2 separate regions of the Homo sapiens genome follow, and region 2 is linked to region 1. Evidence: chromatin contacts called from ENCODE Hi-C or POLR2A ChIA-PET data. All regions are on one chromosome and are shown on one strand. The core of a region is the stretch at or near the end of the contact, and the rest is flanking DNA. Distances in the headings are between cores, read along the strand shown. Region 1 overlaps AKAP10 (A-kinase anchoring protein 10). Region 2 overlaps AKAP10 (A-kinase anchoring protein 10).

The links. Hi-C counts contacts between places; a loop is a spot of excess contacts on that map. ChIA-PET counts read pairs that join two places held with the same protein, here RNA polymerase II (POLR2A).
Region 2: a map of Caco-2 shows a loop between it and region 1 (11-fold over the local background). The contact joins two enhancer-like sites. A Hi-C loop is called at or near these places in 2 of 168 maps with a recorded cell type or tissue (Caco-2 and HAP-1) and 1 of 37 single-sample maps with no recorded cell type. POLR2A ChIA-PET finds 5 or more read pairs at or near these places in 6 of 52 experiments (BJ, CD4-positive, alpha-beta T cell, H1 and 3 more).

Annotation. Positions count from the first base shown.
Region 1 is chr17:19,903,008-19,908,528 of GRCh38, reverse strand. It overlaps AKAP10 (A-kinase anchoring protein 10), which reads left to right. Exons shown (of 15, transcript NM_007202.4): 15 at 2,297-4,227. The coding sequence ends at 2,302. Among named protein-coding and RNA genes, the nearest start is that of ULK2, 38 kb to the right of the region's middle. Within about 2 kb of position 3,412, at least 4 of the 41 ENCODE cell types and tissues checked have a DNase peak (open chromatin) inside an H3K27ac peak, as active enhancers do.
Region 2 is chr17:19,945,688-19,951,208 of GRCh38, reverse strand. AKAP10 (A-kinase anchoring protein 10) reads left to right here. Exons shown (of 15, transcript NM_007202.4): 5 at 3,704-3,802. Among named protein-coding and RNA genes, the nearest start is that of AKAP10, 29 kb to the left of the region's middle. Within about 2 kb of position 2,913, at least 2 of the 41 ENCODE cell types and tissues checked have a DNase peak (open chromatin) inside an H3K27ac peak, as active enhancers do.

The sequences.
Region 1 (5,521 bases), core at 2,163-4,662:
GGAGTGATCTGTATATGTGTGGGGTGAAAACGCATGTGTCCAGGTAGAGAACCCCCCAGAAATTAGTAGGCTGAATGATTGCTGGAACATAGGGCTAAGAAAAGTTCATGGCCAGAAGGATCTGGCCAGAGTAGAGAGACTTAGTAATACACAAGGCATTGGGTAGTGTCTTCACAGAGGTTATGCCTTACTACTGAAGATAAATTAGTCCTAGAGTACAAGCACCTGAACCAAGTTTCAAAGCAAATTTTTAAAGGGTCAAATTACCTAACAACTGCATGCCAAAACAAAGGCCTAACCCTCTTTACAGTAACACAACAAAATTCAGCACTTCACAGTGTAAAGTTAGAATGTCTGACGTCCAGGCTGGGCGCAGTGGCTCATGCCTGTAATCCCAGCACTTTGGGAGGCCGAGGCAGGTAGATGACCTGAGGTCAGGAGTTCAAGACCAGCCTGGCTAACATGGTGCAACCCCGTCTCTATTAAAAATACAAAAACTTAGCCAGGCATGGTGGCCGGCACCTGTGATCCCGGCTACTTGGGAGGCTGAGGCAGGAGAATTGCCTGAACCCAGGAGGTGAAGGTTGCAGTGAGCCGAGATCGCACCACTGCACTCTGGTCTGGGCAAAAAGAGCAAAACTCAGGCTCAAAAAAAAAAAAGAATGTCTGACGTCAATCACAAATTACCAAGCATGACATGAAGTTGACCTATAACCAGGAGAAAACTCAATCTATAGAAACAGACCCAGATGTGAGAAAGATGATGAATTTAGCAGACAAAGACCATCAAGTGGCTATTTTAAATATTAAAAATATGTTCAAGTGGCCAGGTGCAGTGGCTCATGCCTGTAATCCCAGCACTTTGGGAGGCCAAGGTGGGTAGGAGTTCAAGACCAGCTTGGCCAATATGGTGAAACCCCTTCTCTACTAAAAATACAAAAAAATTAGCTGGGCATGGTGGCAGGTGCCTATAGTCCCAGCTATATGGGAGGCTGAGGCACAAGAATCACTTGAACCCGGGAGGTGGAGGTTGAGGTTGCAGTAAGCCGAGATTGTGCCACTTGTACTCCAGCCTGGACAACAGAGTGAGACTCTGTCTCAAAAAAAAAAAAAAAAAAGTTAAAGAAAACAAGAGTATAATGAGAAAAATGCAAAATAGTTTTAAAAGAACCAAATGGAATTTCTTAAAATAAAAAATACCAGAAATGGGGGCCGGGCGTGGTAGCTCACGTCTATAATCCCAGCACTTTGTGGGGGCTGAGGCAGGCAGATCACCTGAGATCGGTAGTTCAAGGCCAGCCTGACCAACATGGAGAAACCTCATCTCTACTAAAAATACAAAATTAGCTGGGCGTGGTGGCGCATTGCCTGTAATCCCAGCTACTTGGGAGGCTGAGGCAGGAGAATTGCTTGAACCCGGGAGGCAGAGGTTGCGGTGAGCTGAGATTGCACCAGTGCACTCCAGCTTGGGCCACAAGAGTGAAACTCCGTCTCAAAAAAAAAACAAAAAAAAACAGTAGACTCGAAGAACTAGCTGAGTTTTTCTTTACTTTAGGCAGTAAGTGTGACCTTTTGCAGGTGACTACTTTAGTTCCTCATGTCCTCATTAGTAGATCAGAGAAATTCGACACCAAAACCCCAAAAGAAAAACCCCTTCTAATCCTCATTCCATGATTTTATGAATGCATGAAGTCCTAGGCCTGCGAAGGAATACTCATTCTCTTTATCCTGTGTTGATACCTCTCTGCTTCAACCTCCAACTCGACATTTGCCTATAGGATGTACTTGGACATTCAGCATAAACTACCTCACACCATTACTGAATTGCTTCATGTGCACATGTCCCATGCCACAATACCGGGGACCTTGTCTTCCGTGATATTTGTCCGCAGTGCTGTGACTACAGGAGGGAGTCAGTGAATGTCTGCATGTGTGTCTTTACCATCCCTCTTGAATATGCTCTAGGGTTAATTCCTAGAAGTAGAATTACTCTATTGAAAATTGGCAATATTTTTCATTCTAATATCTATTGCCAACATGGGAAAGCAAGTCTGGATGCCAGTCCTTGTTATATGCCCCTTGGGTAAGTTACGTAACCTCTTTAAGCTTCTGTTCACTCATATTTTAACAAGGAAAATTACAATATTTTACCTCACAAAATTGTAGTCAGCTTCTGGCTGTCTTAAACTCTGGTATATAGTAAACACTAAGTGTTGGTGTCCATCCTTAATTTGTAATAATAGGTCACTTGTTAGAGAAATGCACCTTACCATTTTCTTTTCTTTTCTTTTTTCAGTTATGACTCAAAACTTGAGATAAAGGAAATCTGCTTGTGAAAAATAAGAGAACTTTTTTCCCTTGGTTGGATTCTTCAACACAGCCAATGAAAACAGCACTATATTTCTGATCTGTCACTGTTGTTTCCAGGAGAGAATGGGAGACAATCCTAGACTTCCACCATAATGCAGTTACCTGTAGGCATAATTGATGCACATGATGTTCACACAGTGAGAGTCTTAAAGATACAAAATGGTATTGTTTACATTACTAGAAAATTATTAGTTTTCCAATGGCAATAACCCATTTATGAGAGTGTTTTAGCCTACTGGAATAGACAGGGACCACATCCTCTGGGAAGCAGATAAGCATAGAACTGATACTTGATGCACACTCGTAGTGGTAACTCATCCCTAATCAGCATTGTAAAGCAGGTGCCAGAGGTGGTTTGCTTTGTCCTTCCAAAGCAGGTGAGTCAGCCCCACCGAGAGCCAGGCAGCTTTGAGTGGCAGCGTGGTGCTAGCAGCTTCAGCGGAACAGGGTGAGAGTTAATTATGCAGTCTTCTTGACAGCGGCATTAATTTGGAAGGAAACTGACAAGTCATGGGTCAAGTTTCAGTGACTTCCTCCTTCCTCTGATGGCAGTATATAGTTTTCACATTTTAATTCCTCCTCCTGAGATGCACTATACTTAAAACCATTCTCTCCCCTGCTAACAGAAGGGTGTGAATCTGGTTTACTTTGAGCATTAGGATTTGCCCCTTTGGAATTCTGCACTCCAGTTACTTAACTTTCCCTTCAGAATACATGTGGAAAGAAAGAAAGAAATAGCGATGACTCCACTTTTGCCCCTGTGGCACCTTGAACAAAGCAGTTCTTCCCAAATTATACTTTTTTTTTTTTTAAATAAGGTGAGCAGGATGACTGGGGAGAGAGAAACATTTGACTTTGACTGCCTCCCCCATTCTTTGCTGTGAGCTGGAAAGTGTGCAGTTGGTCGTCTTTCTTCTCCTTTCTTTAGGATAGTAAGAGACTCACTCACTGCACTTCTGCTCAGTTGGCTTCTGCATCGGGATCACACAGCCATCAGCAGGACTGCCCAGTTGGTGAGCACACTCCATTGACCACGTGGCGCCAGCGCTTCCTCAATGCACATGATTGAGAGGAAAGAAAGTTCTCTTAGATGTTACTGCTTTTGCTCAGACTTTGCAAAAAAAAAAATATATATATATATGTATAAATATATAATTATTAATCACTTTTGTCCTTGAGAAAGTCTTGAATGAACAGAGAATTTATTCCATTGCAATATTTGATTGTATAGAGGCACACTGTTTCATCGACAGAAGAAGCAAAAAGGCTTTGTGTAAGTTTTTGGTACTATGTACCACCTCTGTTATTCTTTTAAAGCTGAAGTATTCATGTACTTAAACCATATTATATTTAATTGTGTTTGATTTTAAAATATATATATATGAATTCTATTTAAAATTGTGTCAACTTTCTGCTTTCAGGGCATTTATGGCTCTTCTGTTGAAATATATTGATCTTTCCAAATATTTTCATTTGCTTTCTAAAAACCCAGAACATGAGCCACTACTGGACTTTGCCTTGTGTTTGAAGTGTATGGCATAAACCCAAGGTTTTTATTAGTCATCTATGCTGTGATTAATTCATTTTGTTCTTTTAACAAAATATTTCCATCCACTTCACATTGCTTCAATCTTTAACAGAAAAGCAATATAAAGGTTATAGAATAAAATGTGGTTTTGGGCAACTCTTGCTGCCTCTGCATGTTTTGGAATAACAATTTCTACAAGACTCTAGGCTGTTTAAACTAGTGCTTTCAGTTAAGATAAATTCTAATCATTTCTTTGTATATACATTTTGTGCTTCTGAGCTAGAGATGCCAAGTAGTTGTAAACTGCTTATAAAGAGAATAGCAGCAAATTTGAGACTCGGCTACTTTTTTCTGCCCCACCTGCTTTGAGACACAGAAGCGGAGTGTGGCCCGAAATTATTAGCCAGATTTAATATTTGATCTAAAGTAGGTCCTTGTACTCATTTTAAAGTTGGAATTTGATTCCTCCAACATTGAGCACCCACCATGTTCCAGGCTCTGTGCATTGTGCCCACAAAATAAGATTCCCTGGTGGAGTTTTTATGGGTTCAAATAATCAGTTGAACACCCTTCATCTTTATCATGTTGTTGACATTGACACAAATTGTTTAAAAAGAAAAGATATTAGAGAGAAAGTGGTACCTTTGTAACTTGATGTGTCTTCATCATTCGGTAAGATTTGATGAAAGTAAAAAGCAAATGTCAGCCAAATCCAGTGAACAGCAATAAAACAGGGAGTAACTTTTTATAACTTTTTCTACTTGGATTTCAACATTCAGTAGAGCTTTTCGAAATGTAAGTAGTTTACAGTACTGGAGGTTTGACTAGTTCAGTAGGAATTTGGAGGGGAAGGTCATTCTGAATTGTAACAAAGTACAAACTTCTTTGCTGTTTTATTTAAGTACTGAGAGCTAAGCACCTGATGAAGTGACTGACCTCTCTCCAGTGACAGTGTTTGGGTACCTGCCTGACTTCAGGAGTGGGGTTTATGTTTCTACACAGTGACCTTTTCTCTCGCCCTCTCCTCCCTCTTGCCCACACACCAGTTGATTGGACCTGGGTTGAACTCCTGATCCAGACAGGCCCAAGACAGTTCTTAATGTTAAGAATTTTGGGGCCGGGCACGGTGGCTCATGCCTGTAATTGCAACACTTTGGGAGGCCGAGACAGGCGGATCACTTGAGGTCAGGGGTTCGAGGCCAGCCTGGCCAACATGGTGAAACCCTGTCTTTACTAAAAATACAAAAATTAGCTGGGCATGGTGGCGCACGCCTGTAATCCCAGCTACGTGGGTGGCTGAGACAGGGGAATCGCTTGAACCTGGAGGCGGAGGTTGTGCAATGAGCCGAGACCGTGTCACTGCATTCCAGCCTGGGTGACAGAGGGAGACTCTGTCTCCAAAAATAAAAATAAGAAAAAGAATTTTGGGCTAGGTGCAGTGGCTCACGCCTGTAATTACAGCATTTTGGAAGGCCCAAGATGGGCAGATCACTTGAGGACAGGAGTTCGAGACCAGCCTGGACAACATGGTGAAACTCCATCTCTACTAAAAAGACAAAAGTTAGCCAGATGTGGTGATGGGCACCTATAATCCTAGCTCCTCGGGAGGCTGGGGCAGGAGAA
Region 2 (5,521 bases), core at 1,664-4,163, 43 kb before region 1:
CTGGCCGGGCGGGGGCTGACCCCCCACCTCCCTCCCAGATGGGGCGGCTGGCCGGGCGGGGGCTGCCCCCCACCTCCCTCCCGGACGGGGCGGCTGCCGGGCTGAGGGGCTCCTCACTTCGCAGACCGGGCGGCTGCCGGGCGGAGGGGCTCCTCACTTCTCAGACGGGGCGGCCGGGCAGAGACGCTCCTCACCTCCCAGATGGGGTGGCGGTCGGGCAGAGACACTCCTCAGTTCCCAGACGGGGTCGCGGCCGGGCAGAGGCGCTCCTCCCATCCCAGACGGGGCGGCGGGGCAGAGGTGGTCCCCACATCTCAGACGATGGGCTGCCGGGCAGAGACACTCCTCACTTCCTAGACGGGATGGCAGCCGGGAAGAGGTGCTCCTCACTTCCCAGACGGGGCGGCCGGTCAGAGGGGCTCCTCACATCCCAGACGATGGGCGGCTAGGCAGAGACGCTCCTCACTTCCCGGACGGGGTGGCGGCCGGGCAGAGGCTGCAATCTCGGCACTTTGGGAGGCCAAGGCAGGCGGCTGGGAAGTGGAGGTTGTAGGGAGCTGAGATCACGCCACTGCACTCCAGCCTGGGCAACATTGAGCATTGAGTGAGCGAGACTCCGTCTGCAATCCTGGCACCTCGGGAGGCCGAGGCAGGCAGATCACTCGCGGTCAGGAGCTGGAGACCAGCCCGGCCAACACAGCGAAACCCCGTCTCCACCAAAAAATGCAAAAACCAGTCAGGTGTGGCGGCGTGCGCCTGCAATCCCAGGCACTCTGCAGGCTGAGGCAGGAGAATCAGGCAGGGAGGTTGCAGTGAGCCGAGATGGCGGCAGTACAGTCCAGCCTCGGCTTTCACAACTTTGGTGGCATCAGAGGGAGACCGGGGAGAGGGAGAGGGAGACGAGGGAGAGCCCCTTTTTTGCTTTCTTTTGGATTATTTGAATTTTTCCTTAAATTTATTTATCTTACTTATTTATTTATTTTTTTGAGTGATTCTCCTGCCACAGCTCCCAAGTAGCTGGGACTGCAGGCATGTGCCACTACACCCAGCTAATTTTTTTGTATTTTTAGTAGAGACAGGGTTTCACCATATTGGCCAGGCTGGTCTTGAACTCTTGACCTCAAGTGATCCACCTGCCTCGGCCTCCCAAAGTGCTGGGATTACAGGCGTGAGCCACCATGCCCTGCCTTTTTCTAGAATTTATATATTGAGTTCTTGATTGTATCTTTTTATGTAGGCTTTTTAGTGGCTTCTCTAGGAATTACAATATACATACTTTTCACAGTGTACTCACATTTAATATTTTGTAACTTCAAGTGGAATGTAGAAAACTTAACCACCATAAAAATAGAACTAGGGATGAGGTTAAAAAAGAGAGAGAAAAGAAATGTAATAAAGATTTAATAACACCGTTTTTTTTTTTTTTTCTCTTTTTTTTTTGAGACAGAGTCTCTCTTTCTGTTACCAGGCTGGAGTGCAGTGGCGTGATCTTGGCTCACTGCAACCTCCGCCTCCTGGGTTCAAGTGTTTCTCCTGCCTCAGCCTACTGAGTAGCTGGGATTACAGGTGCGCGCCACCATGCCCAGCTAATTTTTGTATTTTTAGTAGAGACGGTTTCACTGTGTTGGCCAGGATGGTCTCGATTTCTTGACCTTGTGATTCGCTCTCCTCAGCCTCCCAAAGTGCTGGGATTACAGGCGTGAGCCACCGCGCCCGGCTAAGTCTTTAAATATTTTTTTGACATTGCACTTTTTCTCTTTTCCTTCTAGGATTTTAGTAACCCAAATGTTAGTTTTGTTATTGTTTGGCAGGTTCCTGAGGCTTTCCTTACTTCTTTAAATTTTTTTTTCCTGTTGTTCAGCTTCGAAAATTTCTATTCATCTGTCTTCAAATTCACTGGTTCTTTCCCGTTATTTCCATTCTGTTATTGAGTCTTTGTAGTGAATTTTAAATTTTGTTTATTATGTTTTTTAGTTCTAAAATTTTCTTTTTTTGTGTATGTCTTATACTTTGCTCCTGAAACTCTTATTTGTTTCAGGAGTGATCTTATTTCTTAGAGCATGGTTTTAGTAGCTACTTAAAATTTGTTTTATCATCCCAGCATATGTGTCCTCTTGATTGTCTTTTCTCTTGTGAGATAATGGGATTTTCTGGTTCTTTATATGACAATTAATTTTGGATTGTATCTTGGACAGTTTGACTTACGTTACATGATTCTGAATCTTGTTTAAATCCTGTGGAAAATATTGAAGTTTTTGCTTTAACAAGCAGTTGACCTAGTTAGGTTCAGTCCACAAATTCTAAGCAGCATTCTGTCGGCTCTGGTTCCATCATCAGTTCAGTTTTGTATCTTATCTGCTTATGTGCCTTTCTGTGTCCAGTCTGGGACCTGGCCAATGGTCAGGTCCCAAAGCCTTTGTACACTTTTAGAAGCAGGGCCATGCACACCCAGCTCACGAGTGGCCCCGGGAGTGCACATACAACTCGACGTTTTCATGGGCTCCTTCTTTTCTGTGATGTCCCTGACACGTTCTGCCTTCTAAGAACCTCCCTTTATCCCTTTCCTGTTGTCTGGCTAGAAAGTCAGGGCTTTAGATTCCCTATACTTCAGCACACTTCCTGTAGCTATGTCAACCTCTGTGGCCACGACTTCTTCTTCTTGGGACTGCAGTTTCTCTTGTCAGAAAGTAGGATTCTTGGAGCTGCTGTCATTGCTGCTGTGGCTGCTCTGATGCTGCCTGGGAGTCGAAGGAGAGAAAGGAACAAAACAAAACAACCCAGGGGATTTCCTCCACTCTCTTTGATCCGTGAGAGCCCCCTTTCCTGTTCCTCAGACCAGAAATAGAGGGCCTGTCTTGGAACTTCTTCTTTGTGCATCTGGTGTGCAGTTTCAGCTTTTGAGTCCAGGCCAGGAGGTGCTGGACAAACTTGTCAGGAGTACGGAGGTACTGCAAGTTCTGATTACTTTTCTCAGTCCACCTGCTTCCAAGTCCTTGGATGCATTTGTCCATTGTTTTGAGTTGCATTCCATGGGAGAGACAGAAGAGTGTGCTTATTTCATCTTGACATACTTATTAGGATTTCATATCAAATCAACGGATGATATTCTCTATATTAATTTGCTGTTTTCCCTTTAGCAAGCACATTAGGAAAATAACACTTTAACACCCGCCTTTGGTGGTTTCTGTCATAATTATTAATACTTGACTTTTTTTTTTTTTTTGAGACGGAGTCTCACTCTGTCCTTTGAGGCATTGTCCCCATAAACTTTTGGTAAAGCATCAATAATTTTATCTTTCATCCACACAAGCTTCACCATAAATTTGATGTTTATTCTTCCATTTTAGCAGAATTCATGTTGCTCCAATAGGGGCTGTCTTCAAACTGATGTTTTCTCCTTCTTAGTGCCTCAGAGTAGATCCTGTTCAGATACGTTATAACAGGTTAATATGAGTTTATTTTGGTGTAAAAGTACTTTGAAATTCATGCATAGTTTTTTCATCATATGCATTTTCCATAGCTTTGAACACCCCCATGTAACTCTCCTCTTCCACAAACCAAACAATGAAAAAGCACCTTTGTGATGGAAGTTTATTTTGCAATAGGAACTCACAGTGATCTAAGCCCTGCTATTCATGAATATAATTCATTACTGGAGTCCAAGTTGCTTTTTGGTTTTTGAAGTTCTCTTCTTCCCTTGCAGGTATAGAACAAGATGCAGTGAATACTTTTACCAAATATATATCTCCAGATGCTGCTAAACCAATACCAATTACAGAAGCAATGAGAAATGACATCATAGGTAAGCAGTGCTTGAAACTATGGCAAAAAAAAAATGACAAAAAATGCACAGAACTGACAATTTTCGTTATTGACTAAGATAATTTTTTCTTAACATGGAATTTAGCAGTTCCCTTCCTAATTTGTTTTCTGAGTATTTTTTATATCGGATTATAGCTCACTTTAAAAGTTTCTCGGCTGCATTCGGTGCGAGGGTCTTTGCCTGGGCCAGATGGGCTGCAGTGTAGCGGGTGCTCAGGCCTGCCCGCTGCTGAGCAGCCGGGCCGGCGGGCGGCTACGCTAACCGGCACAGACCACCGGATGGACTGGCCGGCAGCCCCGCACCAGTGCACGAAGTGGGCGGGACAGAAACTTCTGGGGTTGGAAGTCCAGTGAGGCTAAAAGCCGGTACCAAAGTCTCTAGGCATCAGGGCTGCAGCCCAAGAGTCTCACGACCAGTGGGCAACTGGATGGCCAGACAGGTGTCTCAGTGGTGGCCTCTCCGTCTCAGGGCTTCATCCCACTTCTCAGTGGGCCTGACGTCCCTGGGCACCCTGGATGTCTACCTGCATTAGCCAGAGCCATCACATGGCCTGTGACTTGCCTTTTTTTGCCAGTTGATTGTGCCACACACAGTGTCATTTCTGTGTCATTTGGCACAGCTGGAGGTGCAAGGAGGAGGGCAGCCTCATGTCCAGTCCCAGTTTCACGTAACTTTATTCTTCTGAATAAAGACAATTTGCTAACCTTAAAAAAAAAAAAAAAAAAAAAGTTTTTCTTATATGTTGGACCCAAATTCTTAGGCTTTAACCTGAATAACAATGACAGCAAGATCAATAAATAGTACACATTTATTAAACACTCACTGTGTCCCAGACAATATTCCAAGCACTTTTTATGGATAGACTCATTTTAACTTCTAAAGAACTTTGTGGGATAAATACAGTTATTTTATAGATGAAGAAACTGAAGCACAGAGAAGTTAAGTGCTTTGTCCAGGGTAACAGCTCAGATATGGCAGAGTCAGGATTTGAAACTAGACCCTCACATACCTTAACTGCTGTGCTGTGGCAGTGTTTTTCATACTGTAGGTTGGGACCAGCCTTCTCTTATGCCCTCACCCCCTGCCAAAAAAAAAAAAAAAAAAAAAAAATATATATATATATATATATATATATATATATATATATAATATATATATATATAAAATATATATATATATAAAATATATGTATTAGTATATATGCATATATAGTATATATTATATATTAGTATATATACTAATATATAATATACATATTAGTGTGTGTATATATATATATACTAGAATAAAAAAATCAAAGTATCTCAGAGTAGTAAGGACAAACATTTCAGAAAAATGTTTTCATTATATATACATGTATGTATGTGTATGCTGATTCAACAAATATATTTCTTATAGGTTATAGCAAAATAGTTTGAAAGCTTTTACTGTGTTTTATCAGGAAGACCTTAGGTGAACGTATATTCACAGATAAAAGAGGTTATTTATTCATTCAATAAATATTACATTCTCATAAGTCCTAATATTATGTATTTTTATTCTTCAAAAAAGTTAGTATTTGTGATTTATGAAATAAGACATGTTCTTGCACTTTTAGCAGATCTGTCCCGATGTTGGGCTTCTTTAATCCTTAGTGTGGGTGCTTTGCACTCACTCACTGCTGGGGACAGCAAGACCCCTGTTAGTCTCAGCTGTGTT